2 separate regions of the Homo sapiens genome follow, and region 2 is linked to region 1. The links are chromatin contacts, found by Hi-C or POLR2A ChIA-PET in ENCODE. All regions are on one chromosome and are shown on one strand. Each heading gives the region's core, a stretch centred on a gene start or an enhancer-like site at or near the end of the contact. The rest is flanking DNA. Distances are from core to core; before and after follow the strand shown.

Region 1 (3,264 bases), core at 623-3,122:
TGCTGTGTCACGGAGGCAGGGCTATTTCCAGGACAGGGCAGGCGGGTGGGGTGGGGGGGCAGTATTGGGGCAGGAGGGGGTAAGGGCTAGGGAGGGGACTGGACGGGGCAAAGGGCCCTGGGCTGACCTCAGCTGCTATATCAGGAGGCCTAGAGATGGCCCCAAGGGAGAGTGGGGCTGACAGACATCAAGTCATCTGGAGAAATCTCAGGGAACATCCTGTGTGGGGCCCACCTGGCCCCACATGAAACTCCCCTCCTGGGGCCGTGGGGTGCACCGTCCAAGGACCTCGTCCTGCAAATCCCAGCAGGGTTCTTAAGAGCTCTCCACAGGGGTGGGCGGGGGGATCTTCCCCAGGCCCCCAGCCTCAGGGATGACTGCAGGACTCTGAGGGCAGGACAGCCTCCTGCCACTCCAAGCCCACCCTTGGCGTCTCTGCTCCCAAGACTAGAGTGCCTCCCCGCCCCCACCCTGCACTACACACCTTCCAAATCTGGTTACACTCAAAGACTTCCTCCCTTCCACAGGCCTTTCCCTCCCTCCCCGCAGCCCAGACCGTTAGCTGCAGCCAATCCCGCGGTAGGGGGTGGGCTGGGGCAGGGCCTGGACTTGCGGAAGCCCCCTCCACCGCAGGCTGAAGCAGGAGGAGGACAGACAGGGGTTAAGTCTCCCCGCGCTCGCTCAGTGCCTTTTTAGGTTTCTGAGGCTGGGCCCTGCCTGTCCTGGCCCCCGGGCCTGAACCCAGCTGCTGAGCACATGCACGAAGAGGGCCTCCCGCGCCAGCTCCCCTCGGCCCCAGAGCCCGCAGACGCGGGCAGTGGTTGGGGACCTGTCTTCAGCCCTCTCCCAGCCCGCGGAGGGGCTGTGAAGCTGGGAAGCCACTTGTTTTGTTGGGGGCGGGGAGATGCCCCCAGGAATCAGTGACAGGCACTGGTTCTGTCCTCCCGAGTGTGGGCTAGGGTTGCCCGATGGAAGGAAAGGGAACGGTGAGCCGAGGCGGGAGGTGGGAATGTGCATGGGGAGGCGGCAGCTGGAGGGCTCGCAAACCCTAAGGCCTGGACTCCCCGGGGCACCCAGGGAGTGCTCGCTGTCCCCAGAGGGGTGTGCAGGCAGTGCCCATGGCCCTTGTCGATGGGTGGGAGGGCCGGGGCCAGGGTCTTCTCTCTATACCGGGGGGTGCCCTCCGCCCTGTCTCTCAGCTCCCCGCGCGCCCACCCCGCACCTGTGCCCCTGCCCCATGGGACGACCCTATCCCCGCAGCGCCCGTGCCCTCGCCCCCGGCACTGACCTATGGACACGAGCTTGATGTGCTCGCGCTCGAGGAACTCGAGGGCCACGGACACGTTCTCCAGCTTCATTTGGCGGAAGTTGGGGCGCGGATGGAACTTGCGGTACATGCGCTTCTGGCTGAGCACCTCGAGCAGCGCGATGAGCCGGAGCCCGTCGCTGAGGTCGCGCTGCAGGTCGGTCAGGCGCTTGCCCACGCACTTGAGGTGCTCATTGCACCAGCGCGTGAATGTGTTCTGCTGGATCTTCTTCCACGGCGCGTCCTCCGCCAGGTCCTTCTCCGTGGACGGCATCTCGTCTGTCTCATCGCCCAGGCCGAGGCCGGCGTCTGAGTAGCCGCTGTTGTTCATCATGCTGGCGCGGGCTGGGGGTGCGGCCGGGGCTAGGGCCGCGGTTTGGGCTATCGGGGGCTGTCGGGCGCTGTTGGGGCGCGACCACGGGACTCGCTGCGCTGCGCTGCTCTCCTCTCCAACTTCTCTCGCGCCGGGGCTGGCGGGGCTCGGCGAGGCTCGGCGGGCCTCCTAGGCGCTCGGCCGCTCTCTGGCTCTCTCTCCCTCCAGGGCCGGAGCGGTGCTCGGGAAGGGCGGGCTGGGCCGGGGCGGGGGGTTTAAGAAGCCCCCGGACCGCCGCCCCCCCGCCGCGCCCGCGGCCCCCGGGTCCACGTCAGAGCGCCGGCCTCCCAGGAATGCCGCCCGGCCCGCGGGTGGGGGCCGCGCCGCACAGGACGCCCCGCCCCCGCCGCCCCTCCCCCGCGCCGCCCGGGCGGCGGGACGGGGTTGAGGGCGCCCACCCCCTGGGCCCCCGGTGCCGCCGCGCTGGAAGGTGGCGGGGAGGGCCGACAGTTCTCCATCCACACCCAACACACCAAACTGTCAGGAATGAAATATGCTCCCTCCACACCCCGCACGGGCTGAAGAGGTAAATGGGGAAACTGAGGCCAGTGATTAGGGCAAAACCCACTGATCTGGTGTTCACAGAATTTTCTAGACTAGTTGGTGGCAGGCTGTTGACAGGGCCTGCGAGGGCTGGCTCCTAGCCCAGGGCATTGTCCACCTGTGGACAGGGAAGGGAAGTGTGTGTGCTTGTGCAGAGACGGCCTGAGAGGAAGCAGGGACCTTGCCCGGGCCAATGAAGGAGAAGCCTGCGGGGGGGCGGGGGGTTGTGTGTGCCTCCCAGCCATTGCTTGACTTTACAGATAGAAAAGCCTCATGTAGGGCCCAAATCCAGAGGCCCAGGAGTAAGACCGGGGCCCCTGCCCCTGACTCAGTGTCCCTGTCACCAGCCCGTTTGGCCTCATCGCCTCGGTATGAAGCTGAGCTCAGGAAAAGGGTACCCAGTGACTCACACTGTGTATCCCCCTCCCCCAAGTCTGACTCAACTGAGATGATAAGAGGGGAAGGAGAGACTCTTCCCCCATAGTGCCAGGGAGCCCCCTGGGCAACATGCCCATTTGGGCCACAGGGCAGATCCTGCCAGGGAAAGGGTGGGTCAGCCAGGCAGAAACAGGGAGAGCCCCAGCCAGAGCAGCCAGGGGGAAATGTGACCAGGTGGGTAGGCAGGACCAGGGGCAGAGTGGTCAGGGAGAGCCTAAGGGAGCCAGCTGGGATGCCCAGGCAAAGCTGCACTCAGGGCAAGCCAAAGGCTGCAGGCCTGGGGAATAGAACAGCAGGGAAACCGAGGCACCCAAACAGACTCTGGCCTGGGGTGAGGAGAAAGAGCTAGAGAACGTATTTCTTTTTCTTTTTTCTTTTTTTTTTTTTTTTTTTTTTGAGATGGAGTTTTGCTCTTGTTACCCAGGCTGGAGTGCAATGGCATGATCTCTGCTCACCGCAACCTCTGTCTCCCAGGTTCAAGCAATTCTCCTGCCTTAGCCTCCCAAATAGCTGGGATTACAGGCATGCACCACCACGCCCAGCTAATTTTGTATTTTTAGTAGAAACGGGGTTTCTCCATGTTGGTCAGGCTGGTCTCGAACTC
Region 2 (2,906 bases), core at 16-2,515, 1.0 Mb before region 1:
AGCAGGCCTGGCGCGGTGGCTCACGCCTATAATCCCAGCACTTCGGGAGGCCGAGACAGGTGGATCACTTGAGGTCAGGAGTTCGAGACCAGCCTGGCCAACATGGTGAAACCTCGTCTCTACTAAAAATACAAAAATTATGCGGGCATGGTTGCACACATCTGTAATCCCAGCTAGGCTGAGTCAGGAGAATCGCCTGAACCTGGGGAGGTAGAGGTTGCAGTGAGCCGAGATTGCGCCACAGCACTCCAGGCTGGGCGACAAAGCGAGACTCCGTCTCAAAAACAAAAAACAAAAACCACGAAGCTGGCAAGTGACAAGAGCAAAGGAGCAACTTTGCTTGGGAATCTAGGGCAGAACCCAGAACCTCCCAATCCGCGGAGAATGTTCCAGGTACTGGAAGGGTGGACGGCGCACCCAGTCCGGTCCCTGGGGGCGGACTGGGTGGCCAGGCCGGAGCTGGCAGTCAGGGGAGCCTGGGCAGCGCCTCGGTCCCCTTGGGGCCTTGACTTCCAGGACGTGAGAACGCCGCCAGTCCTGCCTCGTGGGCCGGAGCCTAGCAGGCCCCGGTAAAGGAATCACTCTGTGGGTTACACCTGTCCTCCGCGGAACTGAAGCTGCCCGGGCTCCAGGCGTGGACAGCGCAGCCCAGTAGGTGAGCAGGCAGGGGCGAGCAGGGCGGAGCGGGTGGGATTGGGCTGGGCGGGCGGGGTGGGGCGGGGCTGCGGAGTCCGCGCGGCAGTCCCCGCCACGGCCACCAGGGGGCGTACGTGCTTCGTGCTTCGGCACCCGCTCGCGGGCGGGAGTCTGGGTGGGGCGGGGTTGGCCGGGGCAGGGCGGTCCAAGTGGCCCGCGGGCGTGGACCCGGGAGGCCTCTGGCATCTGCCCCACCTGAGAGGTGGGAACCGGGCTGGGAGGGACGTAGATTCCTCATCGACGTGACCCTGGTAGGGAAAGAGCCCCCAAAACAGGGAGTTCGGTAGAGGCGCCAGAGCTGACATGGGCACTGCCGCAGTGCCAGCCACGGCCACCAAACTCTCCCAGCACGGCTGGGCGGCCAAGGCAGGGGTGACGACGAGAGGGGCGGCTCAGCCCACCTCCCCCGCTGATCTGTCGGGAAAGGAGGAAGAAGGGTCATGAAAGCCTCACACACCGCTAGGAGGGGGCATCCTGGAGCAGGGGGCTGGATCAGGACCCGGCTGGATGGGAAGGAGCTGGGTAAAGGGAGGGCACCCGGGTAGGGCGTGGCCCGGGCTGTGCGGGGAGCGGGGAGCGGGGAGTGGACTCAGGGGGAGGGGTCAGCGTTCTGGCTGGCCCGGGGGCACGTGGCCGGGGGGCAGGGTGGGAAGAGGGTGGGATGGTGGGGTGCTGGCTTGGGGCCAGGTCAGGCATCAGAGGCACAAAGTAAAGGATACAGAGAGAGGGGAAGGGAGAAAGGGAGAGACAGAGACCTGAAGCGGGAGGGCCGAGCGGCAGGGCGGGAGGCGAGGATAGTGGGTGGGGCTCGGGCTGCAGGGCTGGAGCCTGGGGGATCTGGAGCACAGGGGCAGGAGGAAGGGACCGGAAGGATACCTGGGCCTGCAGGGCGTTCCCTGCGGAGATTGATTGAGTGAAGACTGCGACGTCCACCTTCAGGGCTCTCTCTAGCTCCCTCTTCCTGTCTCCTATCACTTGCTCTGGGGGAAGCCAGCGGGTTGTTTTGAGCTGCCCTCTCCTTTGGAGAGCCCCACCTGGCTGGGAACCGAAGCCCTGAACCAACAGCCAGCAAGAGCTGAGGCTTGGCGACCACCAGCGCGTGAGCCGGCTGTGGATGCCCGGACCCGGTGCAGCTGAGAATGGCTGCGGCAGGCCTCATCAGCGATCCTGAGCCGCAGCAGCCTGAGAGCAGCTTCCCGGGCTCCTGACCCTTGGAAACTGGGAAATAGATGGGAATGCGGGTTTGCTGCTTTAAGGTTCTAAGTTTTGGGTGTAATCCATTATGCAGCAATAGATACCTAATAGTCTGTGGTTTTTTGGAACCACTGTATTTTCCCCATACTGCTTATCTCTTAACTAGTTTTATGTGAGATAGAAAAATAGGCCGGGCACAGTGGCTCACGCCTGTAATCCCAACACTTTAGGAGGCCGAGGCAGGAGGATCACTTGAGCCCAGGAGTTCCAGACCAGCTTGAGCAACATAGGGAGACCCGTCTCTACAAAAAATGTAAAAATCAGCCCAGCGTGATGGCACACGTCTGTGGTCCCAACCACAAGAGAGGCTAAGGTGTGAGAGCCACTTGAGCCCAGGAGGTTAAGGCTGCAGTGAGCCAAGATTGTGACATTACACTCCAGTCTGGGCTGCAGAACGTGACCCTGTCTCAAAAAATAATAATAATAATTTGTAGCATATTTAAGGCACTGCTATAAATTTTTTAATTTTCTACTTATTACAACTAAACCTAATCTTAAATGATTCTATAATAAAGACTGGAAATAAGAATAGAATGGGAAATTCGTTTCCTATTCTTTCTGTCTGTCATTCTAGCTTTGACTTCCATTTGGAAGGCCACCTCATGGTTCAATACAGTGGCTGGAGCTCCAGAGAAAAGGTGCTCATCTCTCAGCCGACAGCTCCTTTTTTTTTTTTTTTTTTTTTTTTTTTTTTTTGAGACAGGGTCTCATCTGTCATCCAAGCTGGAGTGCAGTGGTGCGATCTTGGCTCACTGCAACCTCCACCTCCCAGGTTCAAGCGATTCTCCAGCCTCAGCCTCCAGAGTAGCTGGGATTACAGGCGCCCACCACCACACTCAGCTAATTTTTGTATGTTTAGTAGAGACAGGGTTTCACCATGTTGGCCAGGCTGATCTTGAACTCCTGATCTCAAGTGATCCACCCACCTCGGCCTCCAAAAGTGCTGGGATTACAGG

Evidence for each region. Hi-C counts contacts between places; a loop is a spot of excess contacts on that map. ChIA-PET counts read pairs that join two places held with the same protein, here RNA polymerase II (POLR2A).
Region 2: a loop to region 1 is called in a map of ascending aorta, with 6 times the contacts of the local background. The contact joins the enhancer-like site here to the promoter of FLNC in region 1. A Hi-C loop is called at or near these places in 1 of 168 maps with a recorded cell type or tissue (ascending aorta). POLR2A ChIA-PET finds 5 or more read pairs at or near these places in 1 of 52 experiments (OCI-LY7).

The regions. Positions count from the first base shown.
Region 1 is chr7:128,829,014-128,832,277 of GRCh38, reverse strand. FLNC (filamin C) reads right to left here and starts at 1,872. Exons shown (of 48, transcript NM_001458.5): 1 at 1,289-1,872. The coding sequence starts at 1,640. RefSeq lists a silencer at 1,655-1,816.
Region 2 is chr7:129,823,775-129,826,680 of GRCh38, reverse strand. No RefSeq gene overlaps it. Among named protein-coding and RNA genes, the nearest start is that of MIR183, 50 kb to the right of the region's middle. RefSeq lists an enhancer at 255-304 and silencers at 625-974, 1,275-1,354, 1,425-1,474. Within about 2 kb of position 1,265, at least 24 of the 41 ENCODE cell types and tissues checked have a DNase peak (open chromatin) inside an H3K27ac peak, as active enhancers do; they include ascending aorta, where a contact is called at or near this core.